Regions from separate parts of the Homo sapiens genome. Here region 1 is linked to region 2. A link is an interaction called in ENCODE POLR2A ChIA-PET data of the cell type or tissue named here. Cell type or tissue: Panc1. All regions are shown on one strand. Each heading gives the region's core, and the rest is flanking DNA. Links, peaks and the distances in the headings are about the cores only. Region 1 overlaps MYO1E (myosin IE). Region 2 overlaps FAM81A (family with sequence similarity 81 member A).

The links. ChIA-PET counts read pairs that join two places held together with the same protein. Peaks named below come from ENCODE experiments on the same cell type or tissue, not always from the same donor. Only the 100,000 strongest peaks of a DNase experiment are listed, where the experiment ranks them.
Region 1: POLR2A ChIA-PET joins it to region 2 with 8 read pairs; 3 of 35 experiments call an interaction of 5 or more read pairs at or near these places.

Annotation. Positions count from the first base shown.
Region 1 is chr15:59,314,794-59,320,178 of GRCh38, reverse strand. All of the region lies in intron 1 of MYO1E (myosin IE), which reads left to right. Among named protein-coding and RNA genes, the nearest start is that of MYO1E, 55 kb to the left of the region's middle. In Panc1, for the core only: no CTCF peak of the experiment used is centred there; no DNase peak of the experiment used is centred there; H3K27ac peaks cover 3,410 bases.
Region 2 is chr15:59,510,176-59,515,560 of GRCh38, reverse strand. It overlaps FAM81A (family with sequence similarity 81 member A), which reads right to left. Exons shown (of 9, transcript NM_152450.3): 7 at 1,137-1,272. Among named protein-coding and RNA genes, the nearest start is that of FAM81A, 75 kb to the right of the region's middle. RefSeq lists an enhancer at 233-302. In Panc1, for the core only: no CTCF peak of the experiment used is centred there; no DNase peak of the experiment used is centred there.

The DNA.
Region 1 (5,385 bases), core at 128-5,127, 200 kb after region 2:
TTGTGTCATCTGTGATTTCTTTCAACAGTGTTTTGTAGTTCTTATAGTTGTCTTTCACCTCCTTGGTTAGATGTATTCCTAAGTATTTTAGTTTTTTTGCTATTGTCAATGGGATTGCATTCTTGATTTGGCTCACAACTTGAATGTCATTGGTGTATAGAAATGCTACTGATTTCTGTATGCTGATATTGTATCGTGAACTTCACTGAAGTCACTTGTCAGTTCGAGGTGGAGGAGTCTCTAGGGTGTTTCTTTCTTTGTTTGTTTGTTTGCTTTGAGACGGAGTTTTGCTCTTGTTGCCCAGGCTGGAGTGCAATGGCATGGTCTCGGCTCACTGCAACCTCTGCCTCTGTGTTCAAGTGATTCTCCTGCCTCAACCTCCTGAGTAGCTGGGATTACAGGCATATGCCCCCATGCCCGGCTAATTTTTTATTTTTAGTAGAGATAGGGTTTATCCATATTGGTCAGGCTGGTCTCAAACTCCTGACCTCAGGTGATCCGCATGCCTCGGCCTCTCAAAGTGCTGGGATCACAGGCATGAACCCCCGTGCCTGGCTGTCTCTGGGGTTTTTTAGGTGCAGAATCATAACATCAGCCAAAAAAAAAAAAAAAAAAAAAAAAAAAAAAAGGTAGTTTGACTTCTTTTCCTATCTTGGTGCCTTTTCTTTCTTTCTCTTGCCTGATAGCTCTGGCTAAAACTTCCAAGCCTGCTTATTTTTGAGCAGCTAAACTTACTAGAAATGTCAGGGCAATTGCATTATTTTATAATAATTATAAAATATGCATTTATTTTCTTTTCAAGGTAGAATACAGAAAAGTTATTACAGAAACTTCATGTTTGAACTAAATTTTCTTTTTTTCGTTTTTTCAGATGGAGACTTGCTCTGTTGCCCAGGCTAGAGTGCAGTGGCACGATCTCAGCTCACTGCAACCTCCGGCTTCTGGGTTCAAGCAGTTCTCCTGCCTCAGCCTCCCAAGTAGCTGGGATTACAGGTGCCTGTCACCATGCCAGGCTTTTTTTTGTATTTTTGGTAAAGATGGGGTTTCACCATGTTGGCCAGGCTGGTTTCAAACTCCTGACCTCAAGTGATCCACCTGCCTTGACCTCCCAAAGTGCTAGGATTACAGGCATGAGCCACCACACCCAGCCACTAAAATATATTTTAAAATGACACTTACCCATTCATACTGGTTCTGCTTCTCTAGCATGAGCCAGTCATGCAAGTCTTCTTAACCCACTGTCATGTCTTCTCTGAGGCTTAAAATGCCCAGTTTCTATAAGACAGGAAGTCAGATAGACCTGGGTTCAAGTCCAGCTTTGCAATTTACTCTTCGTGTAATCTTGAGTGACTTTCTCATTTTCCTCATCTTTAAAATGGGGATAATAACAACATCTGTCTCAAAGAGTTTTGTGAGGATTAAATTAATTGGTGCACGTGAAGTCCTTAGTACACTGCCTGGCAAACAGTAAGTACTCAATAAATGTTAGTATTTTTAGTCAACATTCTGGTAGGCTTCTACTACTCTCTACCCCCAAACTGCAGTAAAACAAAAACATCTTCCTCTTTTGTAACTTCCAAATGTCTATGACTGGCAATGCAAGTCTTCTAGACTAATAATTTTGAAATCTTTTTTGTTTTTTGGTTTTAATCTCTTGTATGATTTTCATGTCTGATCAGTTATCAAGTCTACCATCCTTTAGTCCTCCAGTTCTCATGACCACTTGCTTTGACAATTATAAAAACCACTACCTAGTTTGTTGTGTCTAGCATTTCCAGGACAGTGTGGTGGGAAAAGCAGGGGCTTTCATGGTAGTCTCCGTTGGGCTCAATTCTATTGCATACAGGAGTGTATGGGCAAGACATTGAAGCATTTCGAGACTTAGTTCCAGCACTAGGAAGATGGGACCTCCATGTCTGCCTCTTCTAGAGTGATTGTTGGGTAATGAGGTAGGATTGTAAGATAATGGCTGGAGAGGCCTGGGTATACCAGAGGCATTCATTAAATGCCATTTATCTTCCATTTCCCCTCTGGTTCGTCCTACATGTGGTGACCACATGCACTCATGAAATCGCAATTGTAATTACACAGTGTCTTGATTAAATATCCTCAGTGACTCCCCATTTACTGTTTAGGCAGATCTAAACTCTTCTGCCCCACTGAACTAGAGAACCAGGCTGAATGCGTTTGAATTCTGGCTCTATGACTTACTAGCTACCTTGAAACAAATTTCATAACCTTCTACCTCAGTTTCCACATCTGTAGAATGGAAGTGACAATAATTGTGCCTGCCTTATGAGGTTATGTAGCTCAATTGTAAATATTGAATTAGCCCACATGAAGGACTTAGAAAAGTTCCTGACTGTTTCACGCCCTCGCTCTGTCACACCAGCATTCTCTCCATCTCTTCTTCCATTGCTCATCTTTAGCACCCCTAGGCCCTGACAAGCCAGAAAATTTGTTCTCCTAAATCTGTCCCCCAGTTCTGCCTCCCTTTCTTACACAGGGTTTACTGTTCCGAAGAACAGAAATTCCACCTGTACCCAGACTTTCACACTAATATGGGGCAGTCCTGAAACTGAAACTATCAGCACTGCCCCTCTGATAACAGTTTGTATAGTCATACTAGGTTTGGCCTGAGTGGTCATCTTGCATATGCTACCACAAGAGCCTTCTTTATGGAGGTCTCTTGTTGCTGCTGTCTTCCCAAATCACTTTCTCTGTTGCGTTGCCCTTAGTGATTGTGAGTTTAGAGTTTACCCTAAGCATCCTACATGTTATCATGACTCATGCCAGATTAAATTCTACTTAGTTACCAGCTTTTGGCACCTTGTTCCAGGTTTCTTTAGGGAGGAGGGAGAAAAGGGTATGTCTTAGCATACACAGCTCTTATCAGACTGTTAGCATTGCTTGTTTACTTCTGTGTTTGCCTTATTGGACTGTAAGCTCTATGAGGGCAGGTAATGTGTGTGCCTTGTTCATCTCTATCTGCCAACTTATAGCAAAGTATCTGGACCATTAATTGGCATTCAATATTTATCGAGTAGATGGATGGATGATAGATAGACGGATAAAGATTGGAATGTACATGCCCCTTTTGGCATATACAAACATCAGGTGAACTTTTTTCTCTGCCTAGGGAGGAAGCTATTCCTAGCAAGAAGACAACTTAATACTCTAGATTATTCCTGGGCTACTGAGGTTACTAAATAAGAGCATCTTATTTAGCTCTGCTGCTGATAAGACCATGGGAAGTTATTTACATTTAGGAGTGGTATCTTACTAATACCAACTTTCACAGGTACTTGGGTGGATTCCAGATTTATTTCCCTGCTATAGTTGCATTATTTGCTTTGTATGATATCTTCCTTACAAAGCACAGTGTTTTCATAGAAATATTTTGAAAGACTTGCTAACGGATCCTGTAGACCTCACATAAATCCTCTGTGAAGTTCGCTATGGAAAGCAAGAGGATTGATGTCTAATCCGTACATGACAAGATAAATTTTATAATTGAAAGACCAGTTTATATGGGCAAGAAGTGATCAGACTTCCGAAAAATAAAAAATAAATAATGTAGGAAAGACAAATGTAAAAAAGCGTATGCAGTTATTTGGTCTTAATATCAGAATTCTTTCTGGCTTTTATTCATTTCCATTCGTTTTCTTTCTTTCTCTTCTCTCTATAATACTGCTATAATAGTGACTGCTGGGAAGAAAGAGTGCTGCCCACAAATTTTTTTGGCAGACTTGGGTATGAGTTAATTAGCATTTTGGCCTCCAGTCTGGAGAGCAGACCCTATTCTCTTTGTAATGGGTGCCGGCAAGGAAGCTTTTCAAAGCCAAGGGAAAAATGGCATCCACTCTGCTGTCAAGGACTTTTATGAGGGTCAAGTGGTATTGGCAAGAATTCAGGCCAGAATGATTTGGCTTCAGCAAAGAAAGCCACAGCCCTTGTGACAGGTTAGATTAGCCATAAACCTGGATACACTAAATTCTTCAGATGGTGAGAGATTGTTGCACTCTGGCCCAAGAATTTCTTGTATGCTTTTTCGGTTTTTGCAAGTGGAGGTTTGATGGTTTGACAGCTGCCCTTTCCTTACTTGCTCTGTCTCCTGCTGCTCAGGCTCCTTCTCAGAATCACCACGAGCCAAACCACTCTGGTACTTGTTGGCCCACGGGTGCCTCAGTGCAAAAGTATTCCTCAGTGTCTACAAAATGTTACAAAAACGTGTCTGAGTAAGCTGATGGATCGCAGCTTATTTGTCACTGAGAAAGTTCAAGTTAGTGCTCTAATTCCACCTTTGCAAGTTTTTATGCTAAGCCTCAGACAAATATAAACACCAATCTTAATCTAAGTGTGCTTATTTTAATATTTTTATTAACAGCAACAGCAGCAGCATTGGGGCATTATTTCCAAAGGCAAAGAATTCAAGGAAGAGGTTAATGTGATCATTTTAACTAATCATTGCACATACAAGAGCTCATTCAATCTTCCTCACAGTCTGATGAAGTGATATAAGTATCATGTCTGTTTTACAAATGAGGAAACTGAGGCACAGAGAGGTTAAGTAACTTACCCAGTGTTATTTCTTGGCAGATCAGAACTAGACTTTTTTTTTTTTTTTTTAATTTTTAGTTCTAGGGTACATGTGCAAGATGTACAGGTTTGTTACATAGGTAAACGTGTGCCATAGTGGTTTGCTTCACCTATCAACCCATCACCTAGGTATTAAGCCCAGCATGCATTAGCTATTTTTCCTAATACTCTCCCCCGCCCACCCTAACTAGTAGACCTTTCGTAAGACCCCTTCCAGTTCTGAGATTAAAATGTTTTACGTGGATGGGGATGGCAATCAGGTCAAAACATGTAGCCAAAGAAGTGAGTGGGAGAGAAACAGGTAGGAGTTGTGTACTAGTTAAGGCTTTTGGGGGCACATGTAATGGAAGCTATTGTTTAGGCAACACAGAGAACTTACTTAAAAAAATCATGGTCTGTTGCCTCACAACATCCAAGGAAGGGGAGAAGCCAGATAGCTTCAAAAAGCTCAAGTAAAGGAGACTTTGGGTCTCCTCTCCCCATCAGAAGCTGTAAGCTGGTGGCCCCCAGGCTCCATGAGGCCTGGAGATGTATTTATTTGGCCCATACGTTTATTAAAAATTGAGCTGGTGCTTAAAAATCAAAAGGTTACTCATGGAAATCCAGATTTCCAGCTTCTCTAGAAAAATCAGACCAGGCAACCTTGAGGCCTCATTCCTCCTGCCACCCCGCCTGTGGTAACAATTGGCTGGAGCTAGATGGAAGCTGCCTCCTCCTCAGCCCCTCTACCTCCAGCAGTCACCTAAGCCAGGGTTTTACAACATTGACACTGCTGACATTTTAGGC
Region 2 (5,385 bases), core at 319-5,318:
TGAGCTTGGAGGCCAAGACTGCAAACTCCAAGCTGTAAGTGGGTTATGGCATGATACTCCTCTCTTGATGGTGCTCAATGCAGAGTCTGCAATTCAACAGCTCCACATCTGGAGAGAGCAGAGTCAGAGATGTACTGCACCAGTCATTTCAGCTCAATCATCAATATCCAACAAGAGGAAACAGTACAAGAAAAGGGAAGGGAGACAGAGATGTCATGCTAAACAATGAAAACCAATGAAACTTTGCTTGCCAGGTACTGGTTTGGGAGCATAACAATTTTGAATACTACATATGCAAGACTTTTTTTTCTTTTTTTGAGATAGAGTCTCACTCTGTCGCCCAGGCTGGAGTGCAGCGTGCAGTCATACCTCACTGCAGTTTTGACCTTCCTGGGCTCAAGGTGGATTCAGGCTCAGCCTCCTGAGTAGCTGGGACTACAAGCGTGTGTCACCATGCTCAGCTAATTTTTGTGTTTTTTGTAGAGATGGGGTTTCACCATGTTTCCCAGGCTGGTCTCGAACTCCTGGGCTCAAGCGATCCTCCCGCCTCAGCCTCCCAAAGTGCTGGGATTACAGGAGTGAGCCACAGTGCCCGGCACAAGACTTTCTTGATATCGTTTTTGAGCAGTTCTACAAACCTTAGCTCTGTGAGAGACTGGGATGAAGGAGAAGGAAAATGGGGAAAAAAATGGTGGATTCTGTTTACATGTTGCACTGTGGTATCTCACATGTAGCTACAGTAGAATGGTGTGATCTGGAGACAGAAATCTATTCAACACCAGGCAAAAAAGCAAACCCAGATCAAGAAATTAAAACAAACAAGAATGAAGTTGGTGATTCTTAGTTTTATGTAGAAACGAAGATGAACAATTTGGATCATTAAGGTTTTAGCTTAACTTCATCTTAACTGAAAGTACTGAAATTTTCTACTTAGTCTTTGTTAACCAAAACAAGTCAGAGTGTTCTATGTCTTTATGAAGAATACAAAGCATCAATATGGAACTATGGAAATGGATTTTAAGGCAAGAAACAATTGAACAGCTAAATCAGTGATAAATTACTAGGTATTATTATTCAAACAGTGTAGGCCCCCACTGAATAACTTTACTAAATTTTTGCTAAACATCAATACCTACACTGTTTTCCTTAACAATCAAGGAAAGCTGATCAATTTTCTGTAAAAGCTCTTTTTCTATCCGTTCTTGTTCCTGTTGCAACCAACTCCGTGCAGATAATATCTGGTTACTGAGTTCCTCAACTGTACCTTTAAATCTAAAAAAAAAAAATTGCAAGTTAGATGTAAAACAGTTTATTTTTTATTTTTTTTATTTTAAGTTCCAGGGTACATGTTGAGGATATACAGATTTGTTACACAGGTAAACATGTGCCATGGTGGTTTGCTGCATCTGTCAACCCATCACCTAGGTATTAAGCCCTGCATCTATTAGCTATTTTTCCTGATGCTCTCCCTTGCCCCCCCCATGCCCCCAAGCCCCAGTATGTGTTGGTCCCCTCCCTGTGTCCACATGTTCTCATTGTTCAGCTCCCACTTATAAGTAAGAACATGTGGTGTTTGGTTTTCTGTTCCTGTGTTACTTTGCTGAGGATAATGGCTTCCAGATCCATCCATGTCCCTGCAAAGGGCATGATCTCATTCCTTTTTATGGTTGCACAGTATTCCATGCTATATAAGTACCATATTTTCTTTATCTAGTCTATCATTGATGGACATTTCGGTTGATTCCATATCTTTGCTATTGTGAACACTGCTGCAGTGAACATACGTATGCATGTATCTTTGTAACTGAATGATGTATATTCCTTTGGGTATATGCCCAGTAATGGGATTGCTGGGTCAAATGGTATTTCTGGTTCTAACAATTTTTTTTAATGACATCATACAATATCAATTTCCAACTATCATATTTCTGGTATATATGCCAACATTAAACTAGGCTCAATCAGAATTACATATTTTCCTTTTCTTAGAATTGCACTTAGCACTAACATGGGAAGCTGGTAAGGCGGGAGAATACAACAGATAAACCATCTGATTGTGCTTCCTACCCACGAGGAGTACGCGGCACAGGCACTGAGGTGACACAGCGACACAGAGCTGGGCCAGCCACAGACCCCGGCAGTTCCGAGGGTCCACGATACTCCTGGCTCAGAGGACACAGTGTCTCTCATCTCCTCTTCTAGGGTCCCCTTCTTCCCCAGGCTCTTCCTCCTAGTCCCTTTTATCTCTTGGGACTAGAACCTGGCTCCCTTTCTCTCTAACGTTCCCCAAATTGCCCTTGTCCTCTATGGATATTTCCTAATGTAAATCAAAAGAAAAATTGAAAGAAAAAAATAAAACCCTCCCATCCTTCCATTCCTCTCCCTTCCCAAATTCCTTATAACTGTCCATACCTGCTACCTCCCTCTTAATTACTTCTTTCCAGTTTTTATTATAATATGTAATAAAATACAGAAGAATGTATGTGATGTAGACATGTGACTTAAATAGTGATAACATGAACACCCATTGTAGTAGAGCTACCACTTGTCCTGCAATATCTGTTCTCTTCTTCTTCCTTATTAAGAAGCCCTCAAATGTTAACTGGGTACATGGCTGCCTAGCCAGAGACCACATTTCCCAGGATCCCTTGCAGCGAGATATAGCCTCATGATGCATCAAAGTCATAAGCACGCCTTTCCAGTCCTATCTTTAAAAACAAAGCTTCTGCCCTGGACTCTCTCCCTGTCCCAGGTGACTGGGAAGGGACGAGGACTGGAGCCTTGGAAAAACCACACTGAGTTGCGACTGCTGCCTGTCTCCTCTGGACCACTGATCTCCGCACTGTTATGTGAGAGCCAGCATGGAAGCTAGCCTGTACCCTAAGTACACAACCGTGAACCCCTGCCAGGTAAGACATGGAACACTGCCAGGACCTTAGAAGACCCAAGTGTACTTTGCGATCACCCCACAACCCAAGAAGTAACCATTAACTGGAACTTATTGTTCTTCATCATTTTATTCTATTGGTTTGGATCTTAAAACAGCATATTTTTCAGCATTGCTTTTTTTTTTTTTTTTTTTTTTTTTTGAGATGGAGTTTCGCTCTGTCGCCCAGGCTGGAGTACAGTGGTGTGATTTTGGCTCACTGCAACCTCTGCCTCTCAGGTTCAAGTGATTCTCCGGCCTCAGCCTCTTGAATAGCTGGGACTACAGGCGCGCACCACCATGCCCAGCTAATTTTTGTATTTTTGTACAGACAGGGTTTCACCATGTTGGCCAGGCTAGTCTCCCAAACTCAAGTGATCTGCCTGCCTTGGCCTCCCACAGTGCTGGGATTACAGGCGTTAGCCCCCTCGCCTGGCCAGCATTGCATATTTTTAAATTTTATACAAATGGAACGTACTAAAGTGTGAGTTTTCTACTCATTTTTCACTCAACATATGTCTGTGAGATTCATTCATGCTGATTTGTATAGCTGTAGTGAATTCATTTTCATTGTTGAATAATATTCAATTTTATGAATATACCACAGCTTATCCAGTCTTCTGTTGATGGACATTTGTTTTGGTTTGTTTTTATCCATCTTTGCTATTAAAAATAATGCTGTTATGGGCCGGGTGCAGTGGCTTACGCCTGTAATCCCAGCACTTTGGGAGGCCGAGGTGGGCAGATCACGAGGTCAGGAGATTGAGACCATCCTGGCTAACATGGTGAAACCCCATCTCTACCAAAAATACAAAAATTAGCTGGGCATGGTGGCACGTGCCTGTAGTCCCAGCTACTCGGGAGGCTGAGGCAGGAGAATCGCTGAACCCGGGAGGTGGAGGTTGCAGTGAGCCGAGATCAAGCACACTGCGCTCCAGCCTGGCGACACAGCAAGACTCCATCTCAAAATAAATAAATAAAATAAATAATAATGCTGTTACAAAAATACTGATACATAGCTCCTGGTTCACATTTGGGAGAATTTCTCTAGGGTCTGAACACGTCCAACTTTTCCAGAAAACACCAGACTGTTTTCTAGAGTGGTTGTACTACTTCACATTTTACTCAGCGCTATAAAGAGGTCCTGTTCCCCACATCCTTGCTAACACTTTCACATATCTGATGTGAACCCGTGTCCTTTGGATTTCTTCTAATGTTTGGAAATTATACCAATTTTATTCTTTTAGAATGGAAATTTTAATACACACATTTAATTTATCAAAGTCTAAAGTTATTCAATGTTTCTAATTTGATCCTGAAAAACTCCTAAGAATAATTTCAGAAATCTTCCTCCTCATTTAGATGTTGTCATTGACCTATATTTTAGTTGTGTTTTGATCCTCTGCAAATCTGACTTTAATATTACTGTTTGTTTAGATTTGCCCAATGTTCATCATATTCTTTGCTCATCCTTTCTTCTTATATTTTGGACCTTCTTTTTGTATTATTTTCTTTGTTTCTTCTTCGTTTTCTTTTTTTGAGATGGAGTCTCGCTCTGTTGCCCAGGCTGGAGTGCAGTGGCATGATTTCGGCTCATTGCAACCTCCACCTCCTGGGTTCAGGTGATTTCCAGCTACTTTCGTATTTTTAATAGAGACAGGATTTCACCATGTTGGCCAGGCTGGTCTTGAATTCCTGACCTCAGGTGATCTGCCCGCCTCAACCTTCCAAAGTGCTGGGATTATGGGCGCGAACCACCACATCCAGCCATGAAGGCTGTCTTTTTAAAATTCCATTAGTGTAGTTTTATTAGTACACTTTGAGTTCTTTTTTTTTTTTTTTTTTTTTTTTTTTTTTGAGACAGGGTCTCATTCTGTCACTTAGGCTGGAGTGCAGTGGCTCAATCATAGCTCACTACAGCCTCAACCTCCTGGACTCAAGCAATTCTCTTGCCTCAGCCTCCTGAGTAGCTGGGACTATAGGCATGCACAACCATATCCAGCTAACTTTGAGTTCTTATTTGTCTGAAACATCTTTATTTTTCCACTGGCTGACAATCAGACTCTCAGTATCTGAAGGTACCAGACCACCTTCTCACCCTTAATATGGCTGAGAAATCAGCATTGGTCTAATTTCTCTCTCTGCTTTAAGATCTTTCTATATTTATTTGGTGTTCTGTAGTTTTAGAGCACCAAACTGATGTGTCTAGACTTGGCTTTTTACTTATTCTACTGGAATGTAGTTGGCTTTCTTTTTTTTTTTTTTTGAGACAGAGTCCTATTCTATTGCCCAGGCTGGAGTGCAGTGGTGTGATCTCGGCTCACTGCTGCAACCTCTGCCTCCTTGGTTCAAGCAATGCTCATGTCTCACCCTCCCGAGTAGCTGGGATTACAGGCCTGTGCCACCATGCCTGGCTAATTTTTGTATTTTTAGTAGAGACAGGGTTTCACCATGTTAGC